5 separate regions of the Homo sapiens genome follow, and all the other regions are linked to region 1. The links are chromatin loops, found by intact Hi-C in ENCODE. Cell type or tissue: endothelial cell of umbilical vein. All regions are shown on one strand.

What was found. Hi-C counts contacts between places; a loop is a spot of excess contacts. Peaks named below come from ENCODE experiments on the same cell type or tissue, not always from the same donor. Only the 100,000 strongest peaks of a DNase experiment are listed, where the experiment ranks them.
Region 2: it touches region 1 in a loop (9-fold over the local background); 8 of 110 quality-filtered maps call a loop at or near these places.
Region 3: it touches region 1 in a loop (20-fold over the local background); 15 of 110 quality-filtered maps call a loop at or near these places.
Region 4: it touches region 1 in a loop (5-fold over the local background); 3 of 110 quality-filtered maps call a loop at or near these places.
Region 5: it touches region 1 in a loop (18-fold over the local background); 105 of 110 quality-filtered maps call a loop at or near these places.

Annotation. Positions count from the first base shown.
Region 1 is chr17:34,359,284-34,364,283 of GRCh38, forward strand. It overlaps CCL1 (C-C motif chemokine ligand 1), which reads right to left and starts at 3,950. Exons shown (of 3, transcript NM_002981.2): 1 at 3,803-3,950; 2 at 2,502-2,613; 3 at 1,045-1,378. The coding sequence starts at 3,878. The coding sequence ends at 1,276. In endothelial cell of umbilical vein, a CTCF peak has its summit at 2,386 (motif pointing left); a DNase peak (open chromatin) is centred at 2,358.
Region 2 is chr17:34,252,878-34,257,877 of GRCh38, forward strand. It overlaps CCL2 (C-C motif chemokine ligand 2), which reads left to right and starts at 2,408. Exons shown (of 3, transcript NM_002982.4): 1 at 2,408-2,548; 2 at 3,345-3,462; 3 at 3,845-4,326. The coding sequence starts at 2,473. The coding sequence ends at 3,950. RefSeq lists enhancers at 1-186, 1,130-2,104, 2,105-3,079. In endothelial cell of umbilical vein, no CTCF peak of the experiment used is centred here; DNase peaks (open chromatin) are centred at 1,404, 2,114, 4,574 and 4,854; H3K4me3 peaks cover 1,762 bases; H3K27ac peaks cover 4,067 bases.
Region 3 is chr17:33,777,027-33,782,026 of GRCh38, forward strand. It overlaps a transcript of ASIC2 not described here. Among named protein-coding and RNA genes, the nearest start is that of ASIC2-AS1, 220 kb to the left of the region's middle. In endothelial cell of umbilical vein, a CTCF peak has its summit at 2,276 (motif pointing right); a DNase peak (open chromatin) is centred at 2,285.
Region 4 is chr17:34,232,527-34,237,526 of GRCh38, forward strand. No RefSeq gene overlaps it. Among named protein-coding and RNA genes, the nearest start is that of CCL2, 20 kb to the right of the region's middle. In endothelial cell of umbilical vein, no CTCF peak of the experiment used is centred here; a DNase peak (open chromatin) is centred at 3,085; H3K27ac peaks cover 2,360 bases.
Region 5 is chr17:34,197,689-34,202,688 of GRCh38, forward strand. No RefSeq gene overlaps it. Among named protein-coding and RNA genes, the nearest start is that of LINC01989, 17 kb to the left of the region's middle. In endothelial cell of umbilical vein, a CTCF peak has its summit at 2,427 (motif pointing right); a DNase peak (open chromatin) is centred at 2,443; H3K27me3 peaks cover 368 bases.

The DNA.
Region 1 (5,000 bases):
GAGTCATCCAGAGGGAAGAATGGATGCCAGGAAGACTAGCTATTGGCTGTGGATAAGATGGAGTTGAGAAGGGAGGGCGGAAAACAGCCTACTGCAATAGTCCAAGCAAGAGAAAATAGGGGCTGAAGAAGGGCAGTCATGGGGGTGGAGAAGAGGAGGCAGATTAAGAAGACTGGGCCAGATGTGTGACATGTTGAATGGGGAATGAGGGAAACACAGCATGAGACCTTTGCCCTCTAAAAGTGATCTTTAAAGGCGTGCCAACCCCAAGACCTAGAAATACTTCCTTCCTTGGCTATTCTTCCTTGAATCACACGTTGTACAAATTGAAGCTTGTGATTGTCCCTTTTAAAGCGTTGGCCCTCCTCTTCCTATATGTCCACCAAGGGTTTATCCTGCTCTTCCCAAGACAGCCTCACTCCTCCAGATAAGCTGGGTGGGCATCTCAATCAGACCCAGAACCTACCCATGCCTGGACACCCACTGAGATCTTCCTCAAGAAGAGATGGGCACTGCTGACAACAGCAGGGCCTGTCCCCCAGATCTGGTACCACACTGCATCAGGCAGTACACTTGGCAATGTGGGACACCTGGAGGAGTTGTCCTAGGAGGCAACAGCTCTAGGCTCTAATGCCAGATCTGCCCCTGAATTGCTGCATCTCTCTTTAGCCCTCAGTCACCTCATCTATAAAATGGGTTTAGCAACATTTTACAGGCAGACAACCTCACATGATCCCCTCCAGCTAGGGCAGTTGTGATTTGGTGATAACATCACCCCCCAAGCCCTCTGGGCAGGGCAGGGAGAAGAAGAGTCCTGCACCCAAATGTGGATCCAGCTGTGAACCCCAGCTTTCTGTTCCACTGTACCACTCCTGGCAGCCAAATCTGGAGGCAGAGAATCTGCACCACCACCCTGACTCAAAGCTTACACCCCAGGACAAAGGCAGTCACTGAGAGCTAGTGAGTCACTTATTAGCCCAGTTCCCCTGGCACCAGGTGCAACATGTCTCCCTCCTCCTGACCCATCCTTCAGCCCCTGGCTCCCACCTCTCAATGCCAATCAAGTTTTCACTCTGAAATCCAAGAGACCCAGAGGGTTGGGGGTTGATGATTGTATAATTTAAATGTTTAAAGTGCAACAACATAGCTTATCAAGACCAAGCAGATCCTCTGTGACCTAGCAAAAGCAGGGCAGAAGGAATGGTGTAGGGCTGGTAGTTTCGGGGACAGGTGAAGCCATGTGGTTTCCAGAGCCCACAATGGAAAGAAATCTGCTCATTTTCTTTTTGACGGGCAGTGCCTCAGCATTTTTCTGTGCCTCTGAACCCATCCAACTGTGTCCAAGGCGCAGGCCTCTTTGCCTCTCTTCAGCTTGAATCTGTGAACAGAGAATAAGAGAGAAGGCTGAGCCACCCAAGCCACCACTGGGTGGGCAACGCACAAGCCCCGCCTCCTCCGGCTGCCAGGTCCCCTAAACTGCTCTTGCTAGGCCTTGGGCTCCCCTCTGTAAATGAAGTTGCTGCACAGGATGTGTGGTTTGCACGCTGGGGAACAGCCAAAGCACCAGGAGCTTATGAATTGAATTTCCTGGACCCCTCTCCTGGTTTCAATTTGGTGTATCAGGGTGGGGCTGAACAGCCTGAAAACATTCTGACGATTAGGTGAGATGAGAAATTCCCATCCTGGAATAGCTCTTTGCACCAACTTTAATGTTTCTGTGTCCATCTGGGGCCTTACTTGTTGCGTTGGACTCATGTGTTTGTGTGTGTGTGTGTGCGCGCGCCTTGTGTGTGTGTGGGTGTGTGTATTTTTCTCTTCTGATCTGTCTACTTCCTAAACTGGACTATTGTCCAATCTATAGACCAACTCTATCTCTTACTCTCTGGTTGATCTTAGACAAATATCTCTACCTTCCTGAACCTCACTTTTCATGATAACAAAAATATGTGCCCCAAGAGGATCGACAGAGAGAATATACATGAAAAAGCCTTAAAATACTGACTGGTTTGTGAAAGCTACTCCAATTAAGTTTGTAAAGACCCTGTGATACAGCTATGTTTATGACCCTTCACAGATAAGGAATACAGAAGGATACACAGACAATTCAGTACAAAGGAGTTACCTGTCCACGGTCACCCAAGACTATGGGTTCCAAATCCAGGGGCAGGAACTCATCCTGGTTCCCTTGCTCTTTCCAGTGCACAATAACCCCTCATGCTTTTGTTAAACCTCTGAGCTCATAATGCTGGGATACAATACTTGGCACCTTGGAGTTTCAGGAAACACAAGCCACTGCAGGAGCACAGATGCATCCTTCCTCACACCTGCTAGGAAGCTCAGCGCTCCCTCTAGCGCCCAAGTGTGGCTTGCACCCAGGTGCTGGCAGCTCTGGGTTTAGAAACCTTATTCTGGTAAAATACTGTCATCTAGTGTCTACTCTTGTAATTCCAGGCTGGCGGGGTTCTGTTCTCTAGGGAGAGATTGAGCAGGTGATCACTTACATTAAGCCCTCATTGGAGCAGATGGAGCTGGTATTTCTGTAACACAGGATTGCCCTCAGGGGAATCTCTTGCTCCGCAAATGAGAAGCAACATCTGGAGAAGGGTACCTGCACTAGAAGAGGAACACAGACGATGGTTTGCATCCATTTCTCAACCTCTCACCTGTAGCACAATTTTTAAAAAACAAACAAAAAAACGCCTCCCAGGACAAGCCCTGGCTTGGGGACCACATCCAGACGGTGCCGGCATAGCTCTGCCTCATCAGCCACCTTGTTCTGGGGCTAGGTAAAGAGTCAGAAGATTGGGGTTCAGATCTGAGCTCCCCGCACCCCAGCTGAGTGGCCCTGAGGAAGATGTGCCTTCACCCTGGCCCCAGACTTCCCATCTGTAAAATAAAACTTTTTGGAGCCTGGTTTCTAAAGGCTCATCCAGTTTTGGTATTTCACCACATGTGCATGGTTCTGCCCCAGTATTCATGTCCAAGGGCTCTGGACCCCACACCCTGGGGACCTGGTTAGTCTGATGCAGGACACAGTGGTCCACAGTTCACAGACCTGATCTGGGGAAGATTAGGAATTGTTCGAGGAGTCCAAACTGATGAGATGACAAGGGAAGAGCTCCCAGGAACTAGCTAGCTGCCCTACTCAGTCTCTTGAATCCCCTCCTGCCCTGGTCCTTAGCTCTTTCCCAGCCCCCAACCCCCACTCTGTCCATTTGTGCATTCTCCTCCCACACCACATCCCGCAAGAGACCTGCATTCCAATCCCAGCTTCTTCCTCCTAGTTTTTCTGTTTGCACCCCCTTTCATGCCTCTTACTAGGTTGGTATTCTCCAAACAGTCTTGGAGGGCAGACATCATCAACTCCATTTCACTGATAGAGAAAGTAGAGTTTGAGAGCTAAAGTGACTTGCCCAAGAGTGACCAATTGTTAGAGCCCGGTCTTGCCTTCTGACTCTACTTGGTGTCTGTCACACTGTAGAAGCTACACCCAGGCTGTCCCCTGGACCTTAGGCCTCCCAGCTTTACCCGAGTAACCTCACAGGTTCCCTTCCTTGGGTCTGGATGAAGCAGAGCCTCCTTGTACTGAAGCTGTCAGTTCAGTTCTCTGTGTTTGCCCCAACTCATGGTTCTCCTACTAGCCCTCACCCCAGCCTGTCCAAGTTCACCATTCCTCCTCTTTAGGTAGGAAGAGGGGAGATAGAGTTGGTGAGTTCAAGGAGAAGCCTGCTCCAACCCCAGAGTGGCTGACCACGTTTCTGCCCTCCCCAGAGAGAAGCAAAATGATGCCTGCCACACTCACTGCTCTTGCTGTCCACATCTTCCGGCCACATCCCAGCTAGCAGCAAGCACACCAGGGCTGTGGTGATGATCTGCATGTCTTCTGGTCTGGCTTGGGCCTTCCTGGAGCAGCTTTGATGAGCCTGGTGAAGCTAAGAGCTCACCACTGTGCCGTCCTGCAATGCTGAGGGCTTTTATTTGAAAAACTCCACCCAAAACTCCAGGCCATGGTGGGAGCCACAAGTGGGAAGCCATAGGGACAGGGAACAGTTGCTCACACCCAGCGACCATGTGGTAAACTCCTTTCCCCACCTCTCCTGGCTGGTATTCGTGGTGGTGATGGATTGATAGGTTGCATTGGGAACTTCCCTAAGTGTGGGAGCAGATAAGAATCTTGAAAAAGTGCGTGGGAACTGTCCTGGTTGAGTGGGAAGCAAAGAAAAGTAAGTGAGAGGAAGTGGCCTCTGTGTGGCTTGTCCAACCCTACGTCATTCCATCCAAGTACTACTGCTTCAGGGCAGAAGAGTCTGGACCTGAACAGAGATACACCTGCATTTGAATCCCAGTTCTGCAGAGGAGGGATTACATAAACTTACCCAAATTCATATTCACACAAAATGCAAATAGCAATACATGTCTCAAGGACGTGCGATAAGAATTAAATAACATTCTCTATGTCCAGTGACTGGCCTAGATATTTGCCATTTCTATTTTTTCTATTTTTTTAATCCTCAACAATTTTCAATAGCTTATTCTGTTCTAGGTCCTTGGTTAGCCCCAGAGAAGGCAGTTACCAATGAGGAGCACTGCCTGACCTCAAGCAACTTCTCTTCAATTCACAGATAAACAAGTGAAAGCCACCCAGTGTAAGCACAGAGATAGATGTGTTATGTTTGGGTTACAGAGAGGACTGAGAGCTACTCAGCAGCATCTGAGAGTCCTGCCAGGGGAATTTTCCCTTTTTGTTTTTTTTTTTCTAGAGTCTCACTCTGTCACCCAGGCTGGAGTGCAGTGGCACACACTCACTGCAGCCTCAAACTCCTGGGCTCAAGCAATCCTCCAGCCTCAGCCAGGGAATTTTTCCTTTTTGTTTTTTTTTTTCTAGGGTCTCATTCTGTTGCCCAGGCTGGAGTGCCATGGTGCAAACTCACTGCAGCCTCAAACTCCTGGGCTCAAGCGATCCTCCCGCCTCAGCCTCACAGTGGGTGGAACTATAGGTG
Region 2 (5,000 bases), 110 kb before region 1:
CTGAAGTAGAGACATGCTTCCAACACTCAGAAGCCTATGTGAACACTCAGCCAGCAAAGCTGGGAAGTTTTTCTCTGTGACCATGGGCTAATTGGTCTCCTTCTCTGGATTGTGGCTTTATCAGATAAAAACAAGTGGTCATGCCACAGGATGTCTATAAGCCCATTGATTCTGGGATTCTATGAGTGATGCTGATATGACTAAGCCAGGAGAGACTTATTTAAAGATCTCAGCATCTTTCAGCTTGTTAACCTAGAGAAAACCCGAAGCATGACTGGATTATAAAGGGAAATTGAATGCGGTCCACCAAGTTCATGGTAAAGGATGCACTAACTGATTAGAGAGAGGTTTCCCCTGATATGAGGAAAACTTCTTGGAAGATGAGGTGAGATGGCCTAGGAAGAAATTCCTACACAAAGTTGCACAGTCTCTAGTCCTGGAAACATTTTATTCATTGGATAAGAATGGATTGAGGCATGAGCAGAGGACTGAGACAAACACAGAGAAGTTTCAACACTGGTTGGGGAGAAAAGGAGTAACTAGTGAGATTCAGGCAGAACAAGAATAAGGCTCCTCAAGAGGCACAAGCAAAGCAGGGCTCGAGTTGATTTGTTCTCTCTTCATCCTGCTTTTTGTAATTCCACCAGAGTCTGAAATGGCCACTCCATAGAGTCTCTGCTCTGGGATTCTCCAGGAAACCAATATCCATCATGAGACATCAAGTCTAGTCCCAGGAAGAAGAGATTCTGGAATGGAAACATCCTGGGTGGGAGTCTCAGCACATCTACTATTCTGTCTGAGTTACTGGACAAATAACTTCAGTTTTAACCTAACGAAAGCTGGGTTGGTTGGAGGACTGGGCAGGCAGCGCTGGAAAGTATGTCAGCACCATACCTGACTCCCTGAATGCACTCAACAATGCCATTACTGACCACTTACTAGAAATAAAACAGTCATTTGTTGAATACAACCCGTTTCTTTTTACAAGTGTAGTGAAAAGTGTTTTCTTTCAAGAAACCCCATGCATTTATAGACATTGCCTCAGTGACCCTTTATGAAAGAAGTCACTAGTCTTTGTATGCCCATTGGGCAAGGGCACCGCAAGGCTCAGAAGGAGGAGGCAGTGGGCTAGGAGAATCGAGAGATCAGAATTTTAAACTCAGCCCAGCCATTAACATGCCTCAAGTACTCCTATCATATTTGTAAGAGACAACAGTTCACTGAAATGAATTCTAAGGTCTTTGGGTTTTTATCAGTGTGCTTCTGTAGTTTCTGAGGAAATCTAAGGCACAACTGAGGAATGAAGTCAGGCTTTCCAATTCCCGAAATACTCCTCCACTGCTTACTCATGTCCCTTGGAAATTAAGAAGGAAGCCAGGAGAATAGCTGCCATAACCAGGGATGAACTTCTTGTCCACTGCTGCCTGCTATGCTAGCAACAGCCTCCTAACTCATAATGACTTAGCCATGAGGAATGTTTCTAGATTCTCCTTTAGCTGTCTGCCCATTTGGAAGATGCTGAGGACAGAGAGAGGACCCAAGCAGGCAACTAGTTGGAGGACTTGTACACGTTTCCTTCCAGCAGTATGTCAGAGAGGTGGCAGCCCACTGGGGACAGGGCTGCCTGGGTTCTGTGCTCGAGGGGACCTTGAGCAGGCTATTTAACCCTTCTGTGCCTCAGTTGCCTGATCTATAACATGAAAATTAGCAATCCCTACTAGATAAAGTTGGGGAATTTACAGAGTTAATATTTGTAAAGGTCTGAGAATATTCCTGGCAGAGTAAGCACTCTGTGAGTATGACACTGGCATTTCTTCTGCAGCACTACATGCTGTCTATGCCTTTGTCCAAGTCTGAAACCCTAGAACTCTTAGAATTCAGTTCAATGTTTACACAATCCTACAGTTCTGCTAGGCTTCTATGATGCTACTATTCTGCATTTGAATGAGCAAATGGATTTAATGCATTGTCAGGGAGCCGGCCAAAGCTTGAGAGCTCCTTCCTGGCTGGGAGGCCCCTTGGAATGTGGCCTGAAGGTAAGCTGGCAGCGAGCCTGACATGCTTTCATCTAGTTTCCTCGCTTCCTTCCTTTTCTGCAGTTTTCGCTTCAGAGAAAGCAGAATCCTTAAAAATAACCCTCTTAGTTCACATCTGTGGTCAGTCTGGGCTTAATGGCACCCCATCCTCCCCATTTGCTCATTTGGTCTCAGCAGTGAATGGAAAAAGTGTCTCGTCCTGACCCCCTGCTTCCCTTTCCTACTTCCTGGAAATCCACAGGATGCTGCATTTGCTCAGCAGATTTAACAGCCCACTTATCACTCATGGAAGATCCCTCCTCCTGCTTGACTCCGCCCTCTCTCCCTCTGCCCGCTTTCAATAAGAGGCAGAGACAGCAGCCAGAGGAACCGAGAGGCTGAGACTAACCCAGAAACATCCAATTCTCAAACTGAAGCTCGCACTCTCGCCTCCAGCATGAAAGTCTCTGCCGCCCTTCTGTGCCTGCTGCTCATAGCAGCCACCTTCATTCCCCAAGGGCTCGCTCAGCCAGGTAAGGCCCCCTCTTCTTCTCCTTGAACCACATTGTCTTCTCTCTGAGTTATCATGGACCATCCAAGCAGACGTGGTACCCACAGTCTTGCTTTAACGCTACTTTTCCAAGATAAGGTGACTCAGAAAAGGACAAGGGGTGAGCCCAACCACACAGCTGCTGCTCGGCAGAGCCTGAACTAGAATTCCAGCTGTGAACCCCAAATCCAGCTCCTTCCAGGATTCCAGCTCTGGGAACACACTCAGCGCAGTTACTCCCCCAGCTGCTTCCAGCAGAGTTTGGGGATCAGGGTAATCAAAGAGAGGGTGGGTGTGTAGGCTGTTTCCAGACACGCTGGAGACCCAGAATCTGGTCTGTGCTTCATTCACCTTAGCTTCCAGAGACGGTGACTCTGCAGAGGTAATGAGTATCAGGGAAACTCATGACCAGGCATAGCCTATTCAGAGTCTAAAAGGAGGCTCATAGTGGGGCTCCCCAGCTGATCTTCCCTGGTGCTGATCATCTGGATTATTGGTCCGTCTTAATGACACTTGTAGGCATTATCTAGCTTTAACAGCTCCTCCTTCTCTCTGTCCATTATCAATGTTATATACCCATTTTACAGCATAGGAAACTGAGTCATTGGGTCAAAGATCACATTCTAGCTCTGAGGTATAGGCAGAAGCACTGGGATTTAATGAGCTCTTTGTCTTCTCCTGCCTGCCTTTTGCTTTTTCCTCATGACTCTTTTCTGCTCTTAAGATCAGAATAATCCAGTTCATCCTAAAATGCTTTTTCTTTGTGGTTTATTTTCCAGATGCAATCAATGCCCCAGTCACCTGCTGTTATAACTTCACCAATAGGAAGATCTCAGTGCAGAGGCTCGCGAGCTATAGAAGAATCACCAGCAGCAAGTGTCCCAAAGAAGCTGTGATGTGAGTTCAGCACACCAACCTTCCCTGGCCTGAAGTTCTTCCTTGTGGAGCAAGGGACAAGCCTCATAAACCTAGAGTCAGAGAGTGCACTATTTAACTTAATGTACAAAGGTTCCCAATGGGAAAACTGAGGCACCAAGGGAAAAAGTGAACCCCAACATCACTCTCCACCTGGGTGCCTATTCAGAACACCCCAATTTCTTTAGCTTGAAGTCAGGATGGCTCCACCTGGACACCTATAGGAGCAGTTTGCCCTGGGTTCCCTCCTTCCACCTGCGTTCCTCCTCTAGCTCCCATGGCAGCCCTTTGGTGCAGAATGGGCTGCACTTCTAGACCAAAACTGCAAAGGAACTTCATCTAACTCTGTCCTCCCTCCCCACAGCTTCAAGACCATTGTGGCCAAGGAGATCTGTGCTGACCCCAAGCAGAAGTGGGTTCAGGATTCCATGGACCACCTGGACAAGCAAACCCAAACTCCGAAGACTTGAACACTCACTCCACAACCCAAGAATCTGCAGCTAACTTATTTTCCCCTAGCTTTCCCCAGACACCCTGTTTTATTTTATTATAATGAATTTTGTTTGTTGATGTGAAACATTATGCCTTAAGTAATGTTAATTCTTATTTAAGTTATTGATGTTTTAAGTTTATCTTTCATGGTACTAGTGTTTTTTAGATACAGAGACTTGGGGAAATTGCTTTTCCTCTTGAACCACAGTTCTACCCCTGGGATGTTTTGAGGGTCTTTGCAAGAATCATTAATACAAAGAATTTTTTTTAACATTCCAATGCATTGCTAAAATATTATTGTGGAAATGAATATTTTGTAACTATTACACCAAATAAATATATTTTTGTACAAAACCTGACTTCCAGTGTTTTCTTGAAGGAAATTACAAAGCTGAGAGTATGAGCTTGGTGGTGACAAAGGAACATGATTTCAGAGGGTGGGGCTTACATTTTGAAGGAATGGGAAAGTGGATTGGCCCCGGTCTTCTCCACTGGGTGGTCTCCTCTGAGTCTCCGTAGAAGAATCTTTATGGCAGGCCAGTTAGGCATTAAAGCACCACCCTTCCAGTCTTCAACATAAGCAGCCCAGAGTCCAATGACCCTGGTCACCCATTTAGCAAGAGCCCAACCCCCATTCCTTTTCTCACAGACCCTGACCCCTGCATGCAATTCTTCCCTTAACATATTGCAACTGCCCCCTAACTGGGCTACCCACCCCCCAATCTGTACCTCTCCAATTAATACCCCAACCTGGAGTAATACAGACACTGCCAGTATTAGGAAATAAGGAAAGAGTTAATCACCATAGATAAGATGATTAGATTGAAGTTTCATAGAGATGATGAGACCTGAACTTATTATTTATGAATGAAGAAGGCTTTTCTAGGAAAATTATAGGATCATTAAGAAAGGAGAAGGAAGAGTGGGAGCAAATACCTGGAGGTAGAAATGGTGATGATGTGTACATCAAGCAGGGAGAAAACCAATGAACCAGATGCGAATTCGGGCCCACACCAATGTCAAGGGAT
Region 3 (5,000 bases), 580 kb before region 1:
TCTGCCTCTTGGGCATGGCATCCACAGCCCATGTAAGCTGGCACCAAGCCAATGTCTGCCTCTTGGGCATGGCATCCACAGCCCATGTAAGCTGGCGCCCGCTGATCCCCTTAGGGTCACCATCTTCACCACCTATTCATTTTCTATCCTGTAATTCCTGAATTCCCTGAGCTTCTCAGAATGAATGGCACTTCTGCCCCTCTGGGCTTTTGCCTGCATCCTATCTGCCTGAATCGTTAAATGAATGAATGAATGGGGAAAAAGAGCATGTGTATAAGCCATAATGGCTTCCAAAACTATTATCACCAGCCTTCATCACAGAATAATTTAATTGGTTCCTCATGATGGGTCATGATGAAGGCAGCCAGGAGTATCTTGGGATTCTGGTGTGAAGTTGCAGGGACTTCTTTTGGGGCTTAATATGATTGATGTGATACAAGCCCTGGAAATGAGGCTGCCAAGGAAAGTCCCCACCTCCCTCCCAGCCCACCAACCCACCATGACACATCTGTTTGAACAACTGGGCTGCAGACTGAGCTCAAGCAAAAGTCATGTGGGAACCTGGTTCTAGTGCACAGAGAGGTTTGACAAATTGCCATTTGGACACCTGAATTCAGCCTGCTGTGCGGTAACTGAAGGGATGCTTCCTGGCTTCCTATCTTTGACTAGAAAATGAATGTCCAGGTTAATTATAAGCTGGAAAAAAGATTACCTGATGCATAATGTCCTTTGTGATGTTATTAAAAGTCCTCCCAGGTAGCAGGTGTGCGGTTATTATCGTAACAAGACAATGGGGTGGCACCAAGTGCTTCTCTCCTTCCTCAAAGTGGACCTTGATGACACCTCTTGCAGGAAGCCTTCAGTGATTACCTCTTGACTTCCCATTGCCCTGCACTGACTCAGCTCAGCCCTGCTGACTCTCATTTCCTTATTTCCACGATGGGCTGTGTGTCAATGTGGCCCTTCTCAGGATAGCACTATCAATGACCTTACTCGTGGGCCTTCCGCTGGGAAATAGGAGGAGGCTGTGTGTCCTCAATGTCCCCTTGGTATCACTGCTGATTCACTGAGCTACCTTGTGAGGGGATGCACTCATCTCAAGCCCATCTCCTCTTTTCTAAAATGGAGGTGAGTTGCTCCTGTCTGAGATCTCAGGGGGAATTGAAAAGAGTTTGGAGATCCTCTGTGAATACTTATAAAAAAAGCTCTTGCTTCAAAACTAGAAGCATGAGTGTAAAAAAGAAAAATATGGATGCTGAACACACTGGAACCAATACATCCAAAAGAACACAGTCCTTGTCAAAGTCGTGCCTGTACCAGCCACACCTCATCCCCTGCCCTTGCTTGCTTACCAGGCTTTGAGAAACACCTTTTAGCTAGTTTATCAGCAGATAGGCAAAAAAACAATTTTGTGCCTTGGATTCATACCTTTAAAAAAACCCTCAAATCCCATTATCCATTGGATGATTTGGCCCAGAAAGACTGTTTCTGAAAATCAAATTCACCTCCTGGGGATAAACACTTGTCACCACTGAGATAATTCAAGAGCTTATCTCCCCATAAATTTATTCTCCTCCCTCAACAGGCGGCCTGATATCATAGAAGGAGTTTTAGAATCAGACCAGAATTCTGACTTCTTCACTTCTCTACTGGGTAGCATTGGGCAAGTGACTCAACCTCTCTGAGCCTCGACGTCCTCTCCAAGATAAGATGGGAAAGAGTAACTAAACGCACAGGGTATTGATGCACGTTAAGTGAGATAATGTCTAGACTGCATAGTGGATACTCATGAAGTATTAGTCTCTCTCTTCTTCCCTTCCTCTGAATCTCACCAAGCTGGCCCCTACTGGGTAGCAATAGGGGCAGGGCGCCTAGGGTATTCTAACTTATGCTATGTTTAAGTCATCTTGTCCTTATTTTGCTCATCCCCCTCCTGGCATCTTAAGTGCAGGGCCTTACTCATGTCTGTATCCCTTACAGTGCTAGTGTGGTGCTTGGCACATAGTAGGTGCTCAAAAAATCTGTTTCATTGAGTCAAATATGTCATAGGGGCCCAGACCACTTTTAATAGAAGAATAAGCCATGCAGGACGGCCATGCAATCAGAAGGATGCCATTCCAGGGTAATAAGTAACTATTGGCAGTCATTTTGTAAACACATTTGGCTTCCCAGGGTGTCTGCTTTGAACCTCTTAGAATTCTGTTAAGTTCTGTTGTTCCTTAAAAAAAAGATTAACTCTGCCTGGGGTGCAGTTCTTCAGCTGCCCTCCAGATGGCGGTGTTCAACACAGATTTATCTCAACCGCTCAAGCCCCTGGGAACTCAACACAAGAAAAAAAAAATCTCTGTTTTATTATCAATGCATTAAGAATGAATTTATCATCCCGGCTCAGCAAAAGTCTAGTTATTCTGTAAGAAGCTTTATCCCTAGCTAACGTGCAGCTTAATCAGTTCAGTTAGATACAAAGCCAGCTAGGGCTTTTGTCCCGTGTTCAGAATGAATAACCTAGTGCTCTCAGAAGTTTCAGCTTTCCTGGCAGACAAACCTAAGAAACTTAGTTTCTCTCCGGGATCCTTGGGCTGGGGGTTGTGGGGAAAGTGTGGGAGAAATAATATATGCAGAAAGTTCTATATCCTGAAGTGAGGGGGAGGGATGATGGATTATCCCGCAAAGGGGTTTTAGTGGGATAATAATAACAACAGCAAAACAACAGCAGCAGCAACTAAGGTTCACTGGATGTTTACCGCATGCCAAGCACCACTCAAATGCCTGACTATTCCAACTCATTTAATCTTCGCACAACCCTATGTGGCAGGGACTCTTGCTATCATAGTTTTATGGATGATGAAATTGAAATCTAGAGAGTGAGTGAATTGGACATTGTCCCATACCTAGTGGGTGACAGAAGTAGCATTTAGACCCAGGTCTGGCTACAGAAGCCTTTTTTTTTTTTTTTTTTTTTGAGACAGAGTCTCACTGTGTTGCCCAGGCTTGAGTGCAGTGGCATGATCTTAGCTCACTCCAACTTCCACCTCCCAGGCTCAAGCAATTCTCCTTCCTCAGCCTTCTGAGTAGCTGGGAACACAGGTGCCCGCCACCATGCCTGCCTAATTTTTGTATTTTTGGTAGAGACGGGGTTTTGCTATGTTGCCCAGGCTGGTCTTGAACTCCTGACCTCAAGTGATCCTCCTGCCTTGGCTTCCCAAAGTGCTGGGATTACAGGGGTCAGCCACCACACCTGGCCTGGAAGCTATGGTCTTAACTGCCAGGCTATGCTGCCTCCCCTGGGTGGCAGACCACAAGTGGGCTGAGGATATATACTCCATACTTCTGAACATCTTGAACCACCAATGCCCACCCCATTGTAGCCACAGTGTTCCCTAGCCCACAAGCAAGAGCAAGAAGTAGAAAAGCCCAGTGCAAACCCATCCCTGTCTTGGGGAAACAGTGCAAAGCACACACTACACCTACTCCAGGTGTAATAATATAGGTTGTTGGAAGAACACCCAAGTTTTACAGCCAAAGGGACCTGAGTTTGAATCCCTATCCAGTCAATTTCTTGGATGAGTTACTTAACACCCTAGAATCTCAAATAGTAGGTGCAGTCCAAAGGTGGGAAAATCCGGCAGTTGCAAACTCTCAGGAATCAGCAGTTATGTGGCGGGCACTGTCCCCAGAACCCAGGTACCAGGAGTCAGCTCAGGTTCTGCTCCCAGGCAGTGGAGGACTCTGAGCAGGGAAGGCGGGAGGGCCCTTCAGGGAGCAAGACCTGGTCTGCCAGGGTGGTCATTGACTTAACAGTGAAGTGCTTTTGTGTCACTCAGCCTAGATATGACTCTTGGGCTCTTCTCTTTATCAGCCATATGACCCAGGCCAAGTTGTTTAGCTGCTCTGAGCCTCAGTTCTCTCATCCATAAAATGGATGTGATAAGTTAATGTGTGTGAACAGCTTGGCACAGGGCCGGGCTCAGGCCATGTGAGGATCGGGGGTAATGAGCATGCAGAGGCATGATGATGAATCGTATCCTGAAAGGAAACTCAAGGCATACAGAGGGTCGCCATCACTGGGTTGGTGTGGAGGGGGATGGGGGTGGTTCCCTTATCCTAAACCTTTCTCCCAGCCCTGCTTCCCAAAGTGCCCGCGTTTAATGTTTGCTAACAGCCACGCAGCTTAATCTTCACTGCCTGCTGCTTTCCTGTTAGAAATGACCAAAGCTTTGCCCCTGTGGCCACTGGACCATGCTAAAGAGCCCGAGACGCCTCTCCACAGCATTTCTGAGTGGCTGGCTACGTGTCTTTTTGTTTTGCTCAGGTGTCTGTGTGTGCATTTCTTGGAATTGCTTTCTGGAACACTAAGATCAATATTGTCTCTAACATTGGTCTTGAGAGATGCTGGGGACAGCGCAGGATGATGGAGTGGGTGGGATTGGGAGGCAGACATAGAGGGGTGAGGTAGGGTGAACAGTCACTTCCATCGAGCCCATTCACCAAAAGTGGATCCTTGCCACCAGTGTTGTAGTAACAGTAATGCATTTGGACATGATAGTCATGAAAACCATGATGGAAAGGCTTTCAAGGACACAGAGCGAACACAGGAGTCAGCCCTGCTCCACATAGAATTAAAGCATCTGAAGTCAGCTGTGAGACAAATGGAGAAGGTGGCCCTTGAATACTGCTCCTTTCCCCCACCGCTGACAGTCTTTGCTGTCCCCACCTCCCCTTCCTGATTTCCCAGTCTCCCACATAGGAGCAAGGGGCTTTCCATGGACCCAGCCTTAAAGACATAATAAGGCATCCTTGATTCTTCCTTTACCTTCCTATAACACCCTGTTCGTCAGAAATTCCTTTTGACTCCACTTGTAGATATAACTTGAGTGCCTCCCATTTCTTCTTCTCTGGCCCAGCTCAAGCCACCGGTGGCTCTCTTATAGATTTCTGTAGGAACCTCCCCTGCATGGTCTCCCTGCCTCCAATCTGGCCTCTTGCAATGCATTCTCCCA
Region 4 (5,000 bases), 130 kb before region 1:
TTATTCCTGGGCTTACGTTGAGCTAAATTTGGGAGACATTTAATTTATAGTTTAAGTGATAATAGGCCTTCCCCACATCTCAGCTACTTTGTAAAGTTAATGAGAGACCACCAGGCTAGGAGGATAGAGGAGTCTGAATTCTGCTAAAGTGTAGACATAAATGATTGCCAGCCATTATTGCAGAAGTCACAGGATATGCAACTGCCCCAGTAACTCCTGCAGATAACATCACCATTGTAGAACCTAAGATTGGCCTTTTGAGATGTCTTTTCAGATTTTTTGGATGGCCAATGGCTCCACCTAGACCCACCAATTGCTCCTGTAATTTTATCTGTGACTCAAGCAATTAGTACTCCCCATACGCTAGCCCCCTGCCCACCAGACTATCTTTGAAAAGACCCTTGCTGGTCGCGATGGCTCACACCTGCAATCCCAGAACTTTGGGAGGTCAAGGTGGGCCAATCGTGTGAGCTCAGGAGTTCAAGACCAGCCTGGGGAGCATGGCAAAACCCTGTCTCTACAAAAAATACAAAAATTAGCCTGGCATAGTGTTGCATGCCTGTAGTCTCAGCTACTTGGGAGGCTGAGGTGGGAGAACCATCTGAGCCTGCAGAGGTTGAGGAGGCAGTGAGTTGTGATTGCGCCACTGCTCTCCAGAGTGGGTGACAGAATGAGACCCTGTAAAAAAAAAATAATGAAAGAAAGAAAGAAAGAAAGAAAGAAAGAAAGAAAGAAAGAAAGAAAGAAAGAAAGAAAGAAGAAAGAAAGAAGGAAGGAAGGAAAGGAAAGAAAGAAAGAAAGAGAGAGAGAAAGAAAGAAAGAAAGAAAGAGAGAGAGGAAGGAAGGAAGGAAGGAAGAAAGGAAGGAAGGAAGAGCAGAAAAGAAGGAAAACTCCTAGCCTCCAAGCCTTCAAGGAGATTGATTTGAGTAATAACTCTGTCTCCAGCGTGGTGTGGTCGGCCTCGCATCAATTAAACACCTTCTTTGCTGCAATGTTCTGGTTTCTGTGCATTGACTGTGTCTGTGCAGCATGCAGGAAGAACCAGTCCAGTGGTTAAAGACCCCTGAGTGAGATTGGTGCTGACAGTCTCTCTGAACACTACCCCCGAACTGTATCTTTCTCCCTCTTCTGAAACAGAGTCCTTCCAGTGATCCAACCCAGGGTCTGTTCTGGCTGGAGAAGTGCCCTCCCCTCTGGACTTGTCCAGGGACTTCTGGCTCCCAAGAGATGGATGTGAATTTGTTCCTATGTCCCAGGCCCCTAGCTTCCTACTCCCTCCCTCTGCTTCCCAGTCAGATTCAGCCACCTCATACTCAGTAACAGTTTTGAGCAGAGTGTCACCCAGGATACCCAGACCCACCACTGTGGCAAGTCCTAGCAGGTGCAGGTATAATGTCCCCTTTGCAACTTACTAAACATGTGACTTTCCTTCCCCATACCGCCACACTCCCGCTCTCTGTCTTGCGCGCACACGCGCGCGCACACACACACACACACACACACACACACACTGAGAGTCTGCTTCCTCCTCTATGAAGTAAGGTAGCTGGTGTTAACATTCTTGTGGCCCTATCATTAGTAAAAGACCTTTCTCTGTTTCTGTAATCAAATACCTCTGGGATCCAGCTCCTGCATGTTGGGCACTGGGTGCTGCCACTGGAAGGAGATAAAACACAGGGAGGGTGGCCCCCTGGGAGGGTTATAGGGGCCACTGCAGTCCGTCTCTGTCTTCTCAGGTCATTTCTCAGAAACATGCCCTTGGCTAGGTCTTTGTAGGGGGCGATAAAGCCAAGCCGAGGATATAAAGTGTGGAAACAGCAGTGCCAGACATATCTGCATACTCATTTCTCCCACAGACACACACCCATGGAGCCAGATGACTGATGGAGACTGATGACAACAATAACAATTAACATTTGTGGATTACCCTGGGGGCCAGTCTAAGGGCTTAACAAGTATTTATTTAACTTACTGATCCTCACAACAATGCTAGGAGATAGGGACTATGACTATTCTCATTTTACAAATGTTGAAACAGAGGAACTACAAGGCTAAGTAAATTGACCAGAGTATATAATATCATAAGTGACAGAGCTGGGGCTCAGACCCTGGAAATCAGGTTCTAGAGGTTGCTCATTGAAACTTTTAACCAGACAGAGAGCTTCAGACACATGCAGGCACTCACACACAGCAGGACTGGCTTCTTCCCGGCATTAGGATGGGAAGAAGGGGCCCATCCAGCCTCCCTCACCATACCTGGCCATGGTTGGCCCCAGCACCCAGCACTCTACCCACAAGGGTATCTATAGGGGAGGGGCTTGTCTCAGCAGAGGTACACAGATATTCACACCCTAGAGCGCCTACCATTCCCACCCTTAGTCCCTGGGAAGTAGAAACCAGGACAAATTCTCTCACACAAGTCCTTTGAAAAAGGCCTACTCACGCCTGTGGAGACATCTGACCACAGGGCCAAGTCTTATCCCAGACAACCTCTACATTCTCCAAAGCAGCCATCTCTTTGACCTTGAAAAATCAGGCAGTAATGTACTCTTTTCAGGGTAACACTGAGGCTTAGATGAGATGCTGTATTTAAAGCACGTAACACAGGGCTGTGCACACAGTAGGAGCCCAATAAATGAGGCACTAGTATGATGCCACTGCTATAATTAACTGAAAGCACAGCTGAATGCAGAGATAGACACCCAGACAGGGTGTTCCTGCAGCCTCTCTGCATCAAGACTGGCTAGGGGAAGATGTTCTGGAAAGCAGGCCTGGAAGGGTTTTGCTCAGCTAAAGCTGACCTGGGAATCAGACAAGAGGAACAGAGGCAGGGGGAAGGAAGGAAGATATTAGTCCAGGGCAGGGGCTGAAGTGTCCCGAGGGCCCTTCTCTTCACTAATTCCTGATGAAACTGGAGCTGGAAATTCACCGCCAAACTCTGAGGACTCTGGGAATGCCCCTCCCACCTGCTCCCTTTTCCACATTTTCACATGGCCAGATTCCCTGTATGCTCTGAGCCTTCAAGATAAAGTCAGTAATTTCCTCCCAGGCCCTGAAAATGGGAAAGTCCCAGCTATGTTGATTGTCCCTACAAGGCAAGACAAAGCCTGTTTACAGGCCTGACCTCTGAGCCCTGAAAGCAGGTCACACTGTGGCCTCTTTCCAACCCAGCTCTGGAGCTATCCAGCAGCCATAGGAAGGCCTGCCAGCTACATCCTTCATCCTCCCAGCCAGGCCTGCAGTCATTTGGGAAGTCCCAGGGATTCTCCCCACCCAGAGAGATAAACGAATTCTTCCCGGGTACTCCAGTGGAGCTTGGCACTTGCTAGAATAAGAGGGAGGTCAAACTGCCCTCAGTGTGAGGGCATCACTTCTGCAGCCTTTGTTTCTGTACCCCTAAAAGAGCAGAAATGAGTGACTTCACAGAGCTGTGGACTCAGATTTCACAGATCGAGTGCAGAGCAGGAAGTCAGGGGTACAGGGACTAACTGCGAGCTCATACCTTGTTGGAGGAAGCAGCCTCACCATCCCCACAATCCATATATTCTTCAGAGGGATGGCCAGGCCATGTGGGCAACCAGGCTGGTCTACACCCCCAACTTGGAGTGGGAAGGTCCAGGACCGCCCCCCAGGCTTGACATCTCTCCAGCTCTCCAGCTGTGCAGTCTTCATCAAGGCTTAGCCTCTCTGGGCCTTCATTTGCTTGCCTGCTGACTAGTAATGACTGAACCCTGAGTTGTGAAGCAGCTAAGGCCTGCGACACCCCTGCCTCTGTGCCTGGCAGGTGGGTCCCCATCAGTGTGTGCCATTCTCCCTCATACCCTAACCCTGGGTCTTACTCTGCTTGCTGCACCAACTGCCCTTTCATCAACTCCTCTGCCCACCAGCAGCACATTCATGTGGTTTTTCTGAGAAGATTCCCTTCTGTTTTGTGAAATAGCCAGCAAATAGGGGCTGTCCTGTCCCAGTAAAAGGAATTACTCCAGCCCCAGGGCCTTTCCCCACGTTAACGTGAAGATCTCTATACAGCCACACAGAGGGCCTCCAAAGAGGCTTCTCTTACTCAACGTTCTTCTAGGGGACAGCAGTCAAGCCCCACATTCCCCATCCCCCAAGTTCTGCCAAGAGCCACAGCTGGGCAGGACAAGACCGAGCCACATTTCTCTTGGGACTTCCTCATTACTGCTTATCACAACCTTGGCACGCCAAGCACACCATGCCATCAACCCACTATACCCCAACTCTGCCATGGTTGCTCAGCCTGGCAAGGCCCAAGTCTTCTGCACTACTCCAGCTGCCCTCAGCAGAATGTGTGTGTCTTCAGAAGGTCTTTTTGCCAGGGCATCAGCTCCATTAATCCCCATGGTGTGCTAATAGGGGACAATCACTCTGCTAAATACCCCATGTCAATAAATATATAAGGCAGGATACTCTAATCCATTGTTATCCCAGACCAGAACATTAGGCAGCAATGAATCACTAGCAGAGAAGGCATTCACGTTTCAATTATCTTTTAATCTTTCTGATTCCATCAAGAAGAAAACCTTAGTGCTTATACTCGCCAATCTGTCTCTCTGTCTGTCTGTCTCTCTCTCTTCAGTGAGAGAGTAAGCTTATAAGCTCAGTACTCAGTACACCAGGCAGGCAGCTGCATCAAGTTTGAGTCAAAAAACAAGTTTGTTTTGATTGTATCTATGGCAGGCAATACTGCTTCCAAATTTGTAACAGTTATACATTTCTTTTTAAAATGAATTTATTTAAGAAAAAAATGAGTCATTTTACATAAAACCACTAAGTATATAAGTGAACAGTGTTGCAAAGACTTGTCAAAAATCTCAAAGGTAGAATACCAAAATTGAGAATATGCTTTAGCTGAAAGGCATGCCACAGTAGTGAGAATTCCAGGCCCTGGGACTGGCTGGTAGACAAGGTGTTTGGGACACAGAGTTCCTTAATTTCCTTTCAAATCGCAGTTCCAAGGTTGCCATGTACCCATAGG
Region 5 (5,000 bases), 160 kb before region 1:
TTAAATATCAATTCCGTCAATTTACCAGTTCAAAGCAATACAGTGAAAATCCCAGCTGATCTTTTTATAGAAACTGATAAGCTATATAATTCATTTGAAAATGCAAAGGACCTACAATAGTCAAAATAATTATGAAAGAAGAATAAAGTTAGATACTTTCAAACTGATTCAGGGGTTACTATAAAATTACAGAAATCAAGACACAAAGTGGCATGGACATAGTAAAATATATCAATGAAATAGAACAGAATTCAGAAATAGACCCATATATGTATGCTCAGTTGACTCTGTTGAAGGTAATTCAATGAAAAAAGATAGTCTTTTCAATAAATGGTGCTGGCTCAATGGATATATATTTGAAAACAAAACAAAACAAAAGCCTCACATCATACCTTACACTGTACATCATTAAGTAAAAATTTAAATCACAATTACAGTCATGCATTGAATATACCATAATGGTCCCATAAAATTATAATATTGTATTTTTACTGTACTTTTTTAATGTCTAGATACGTTTATATACATAAATACTTTCTGCTGTGTTATAACTGCCTACAGTATTCAGCACAGTAACACGCTGTATGGTTTGTAGCCTAGGAGCAAGAGGGTGTAGCAGTAGGCTATACCATCTAGGTTTGTGTAAATACACTCTATGACATTTGAACAATGATGAAATTGCCTAACAATCCATTTCTCAGAATGTATTCCTGTCATTAAGTGACACTTGACCATGTAAAGTTTTTAAAAGAAAACACAGGAGAGTATCTTTGCAACCTTAGTTAGACAAATATTTCCTGAAGAAGACATAAAAAACACTAATGAGAAGAGGAGAGGACAGGAGAGGAAAGGAGGAAAGAAGAAAAAAGAAAGAAAGAAACAGAGAGAGAGAGAAAAGAAAGAAAAGAAAGAAAGAGAAAAGAAAGAAAGAAAGAAAAAAGAAAAAGAAAGAAAAAGAGAAAGAAAGAAAGAAGAAAGAAGAAACAGAAAGGAAGGAAGGAAGGAAGGAAGGCAGGGAGGGAGGAAGGAGAAAAAAGAAAGAAAGAAAGAAAAGAGGAGGAGAAGGAAGGAAGGAGAAAGGGAAAGACAGAGAAAGGAAAGAAAGGGAGGGAGGGAAAAGAAAAGACAAGAAAAAGAAGTTGCTACATTGGACCTTAACAACACTGAAAACTTCCCTTTGAAGACACTAATGTGAAATTGAAAAGACATGCCACACGATGGAGAAAATACATACATCTGACAAATGACTTATATTCAAAATATAAAAGGAATTCTTACAAGTCAATACTAAAGAGGGCAAAATAACTCTAATAGCCACTTCCTAAAAAGACACACAGATGATCAATAAGCACCTGAAAAAATGATCAGCATTGCTAATCATCAACAAATTGCAAGTTCAAACCACGATGTGATGTAACTTCATACATTAAAATAGCTAAAAGTTAAACAAAGAAAACTAGCAAGCTCTGGTGAGCATGTGGACAATCGGAATTCTTGTAGTAGGTACGTAAATGGCATAATTACTTTGGAAAAATGTTTGTCAGTTTCTTACACAGTTAAACATGCATCTACCTGCGACCCATCAATTTTACTTCTGGAAATTCGCCCAAGATAAATAAAAACCACACAAAGGACTCACAAAGTTCACCCAAAGACTTATACACAAACGTGCCTGCAGTTTTTTGCACCACAGCATAAATCTGGAAACAGTCAAAAAATCTATCAAGAGGATGGATAAATGAATTATGTATTTATTCACTGAAATACCACTTAACAATAGAAGAAAACAAACTGCGGATACCTACAAAAGCATGGATAAATTTCAAAAACAATTTGTTGTGCTAGAGAAGCTAGACACAAAAGAGTGTATACTGTACACTTCCGTTTATATAAAGTCCTTGAAAGGGCAAAACAAACTATAGCAAGAGAAGTCAGATCAAGGATTGCCTGGGGTAGGTAGGAAGTGGTGAAGATTGACTACCAAGCGCCATGAGAAAACTTTGTGGGATAACAGAAACGTTCAATATTTTGACTGGGGCGGTGGTTCCACGTGCATATACAGTTGTCAAAACTTATCAATGTGTACATTTAAAGAGCATGCGTTTTGTTGTGTGAAAATAAATTGTATGTGAATAAATGTGATTTTAAAAAATAATAAAGTTCTCCACATATTTCTTAGGTCCCTTAAAGAGTGAGCACTGCTTGTCAGTGCCAGAGCCTCTGTCTCATTAATCTTTTAATCGCAGTCTATACAATATCTGGCACTTGGTAAGTGCTCCCCAGGTAGAGTTTGAGAGAAGGTAGGTCGGGAGAGCACGCATTGTTGGAGGGGTGTGAGGAGGAACAGAACACAAGCAGGACTAGACAAATATGCTCTTCTGCTAGAAACCTCTTTCACCATAAGGTGGCAGCAGAGAGCACCTGGCAATGTCTTTACCTACTTAATCCAGCAGGTGACAGCAGACCCACACTAACCTCTACACGAAGTTGCATTTTCCCCTCTCTTTCCTACGGTTACCACAATCTCAGCCCAGCCACTCCGCCAGGCAGAAAAGGGAGACTTAAATGGAAAAGAATAAGAACATACCCATGATCCCCATATATGACGGGCACTGTTCTCCATGCTTAATAGGCAACATGTAATTATACTTAATGTAATATCCATGCTTAATAAACAGTATTTCATTTCCATGCCCATCCTTTATCATGGGTATGATTTTCTTTGTTGTAAAGACAAGTAAACAAAGCTTCAGAGAAGGAGAACATGTTCCTAATCACGGATCTAGAAGTGATAGCGATGGAGTTTGAGTCTGCTTTTTCTTTCCATGTCATCCTGTCCAAACCTATAGACCAAAATGATCCATACAGAGGTTATGTATTGGTGTTCACTGCAGCAGTGTTCTAACTGCTCATGTGCATTAGCTCATGTAATCTTCACAACGAGTTGAGGTAGGAACAGTTGTTATCCCTATTTATTTTATTTATTTATTTATTTATTTATTTATTGTGTTTTTGAAACAGTGTTACTCTGTCACCCACTCTGGAGTGCAGTGGTGCGACCATAGGTCACTGCATCCTCAAACTTCCAGGCTCAAGCAATCCTCCCACCTCAGCCTCCAGAGTAGCTAGGGCTACAGGTGTCAGCCATTGTGCCTAGCCTGGTTATCGCCATTTTAAAGGTAGGCAGTGACACTGAGACACTGATAGGTTAATGAACTTGTAAAGTTCACATCATTAGTAAAAGCTGCAGCTGCCACTGGAGTTCAGGGTCTGACCCTGAACCTTAATCCTTCACTGCAGAACTAGCTACCAAGTGACCACTTTGACGAGCCTTGAGGAAAAGGCGGAGGGGGCTTTAGCACACACTCAGCTAACGAAAGTGTGCCGGTTCATTTCCCACAGCTCCACACAAACTCCCAGGGGTAGTAAAGAATAGCTTCTCCCTCCTCTGTGTCCCTGAGAAGTCCCAGGGGCATTCAGAGATTTACTGTCATCCCTGTCCAACCCATAGGAGTCTTCTAAGACCCATGCTTCTTCACCCATCTAGCCAGCCAGCCTTTATTGAGTACCTACTGAATGCCAAGCCTTAATTATGAAAACACAGAGCCTTTCTTCAAAGAGCTTTCATACTGAGGGGAAGATCACATGCAAAAGCAAGCAAAAGCAAAACTGCAGAGAGATACTTCTGCTGGTGACTAATTACCATGTGGATGGCGCAGAATTTCTGTCTAGTCAGGGAGGACTTCCTGTAGGAGGGGAGGTCTTCCACTGAGACTTAGAGGGTGAGTAAGGCTTGAAGAGATGGAGAAAGAAGTCAGGATACAGTCTTGGCCTGAGTGAAGAGGTTTAGTGAGAATAGAGAGGTCAGCTAGGCCAGAGGGAGGGTCTTGGGAGGAATAGCTGAAAATACAACTGGAGGGGTTGGTTGGGGGCATATTGTGGAAGGTCTTGAGGGCTCAGATGAGAGCCTTTTTGTATCTCTTAAACTGATGGCTTATGAATGGCTGGAAGCCATTCAAAGTGCATAGAAAGAGAGTGGCAAGAGGAAGCCAGTTCCTAGGAAATTAACATAGGCAAGCCTGTGCAAAAAGGAATGGAACTGGGGAGCCTGCAGGGGCAAGAAGAAGGGACCTAGTCCATGTGGAATGTTTCCTATGTGTCAAGTACTTAGTATTTAGCCTACGTTATGACAGCTAATTCTCCGTAGAGCCCTGAAAGATCTGTGCAGTTATCATCTCTGGTTTATAAATGACTAAAATGAGACACAGTGAGGTTAAACATGTTTCTCAAGGTTACCTGACTAAAACCAAAAAAGCTGAGTTTCAAACTCCCACAACCTAACACCAAAGCTCGCTTTCTTAACCACTATGCTCGACTGCCTTTATATCATGGGTCATGCAAAATCCAACCTAAGTCTAAGAGATATTTAACCTCATCTGAGACATCTATCAGGTTGGAAAACATTTAGGGCTCTTCCCTGAAAGATGCCACTGTGCTCAAAATAGGCAATGTCTCTAAACGAATAATTAGAGAGGCATTCTCAGTGTTAGAAGTGTGGAAAGCTGAGGACCATGCCTGGCTTGTGAATTCAGAGGCTATAGTAATAAATACTTGATAGTGTTTATTCTTTTAAGAGGCTGATGGGAATCACAGTGGCCCTCAGGAGAGAGAAGCCATCAGAGAAGGGCAGCAGTGGTGCCAATGCTAAACACCTCCATCATCTCTTCCTTGAAAGGCAGGGAGGGCATAAATACCTTGCTGCCACACTGGAGGCGCTCAGGAAGACCTGGAATAATTGGAGAGAAAGCACTCCTAAAAGCAAGTAGAAACTGCCTGCAGCTCTTTTGGTGTGGTTGGATGTGGTTGCAGATTTATCTGGCTTATCTTCTCAGGCATAGAATAATTGCTGTCCTGCAGGGCAAGCTCCGAAGAGATTTCCCCAGAAGCAAGCAGAGTCCTGTCTAAAGCAGAAATAGCCATGGCATAGCAGCAGCACCACC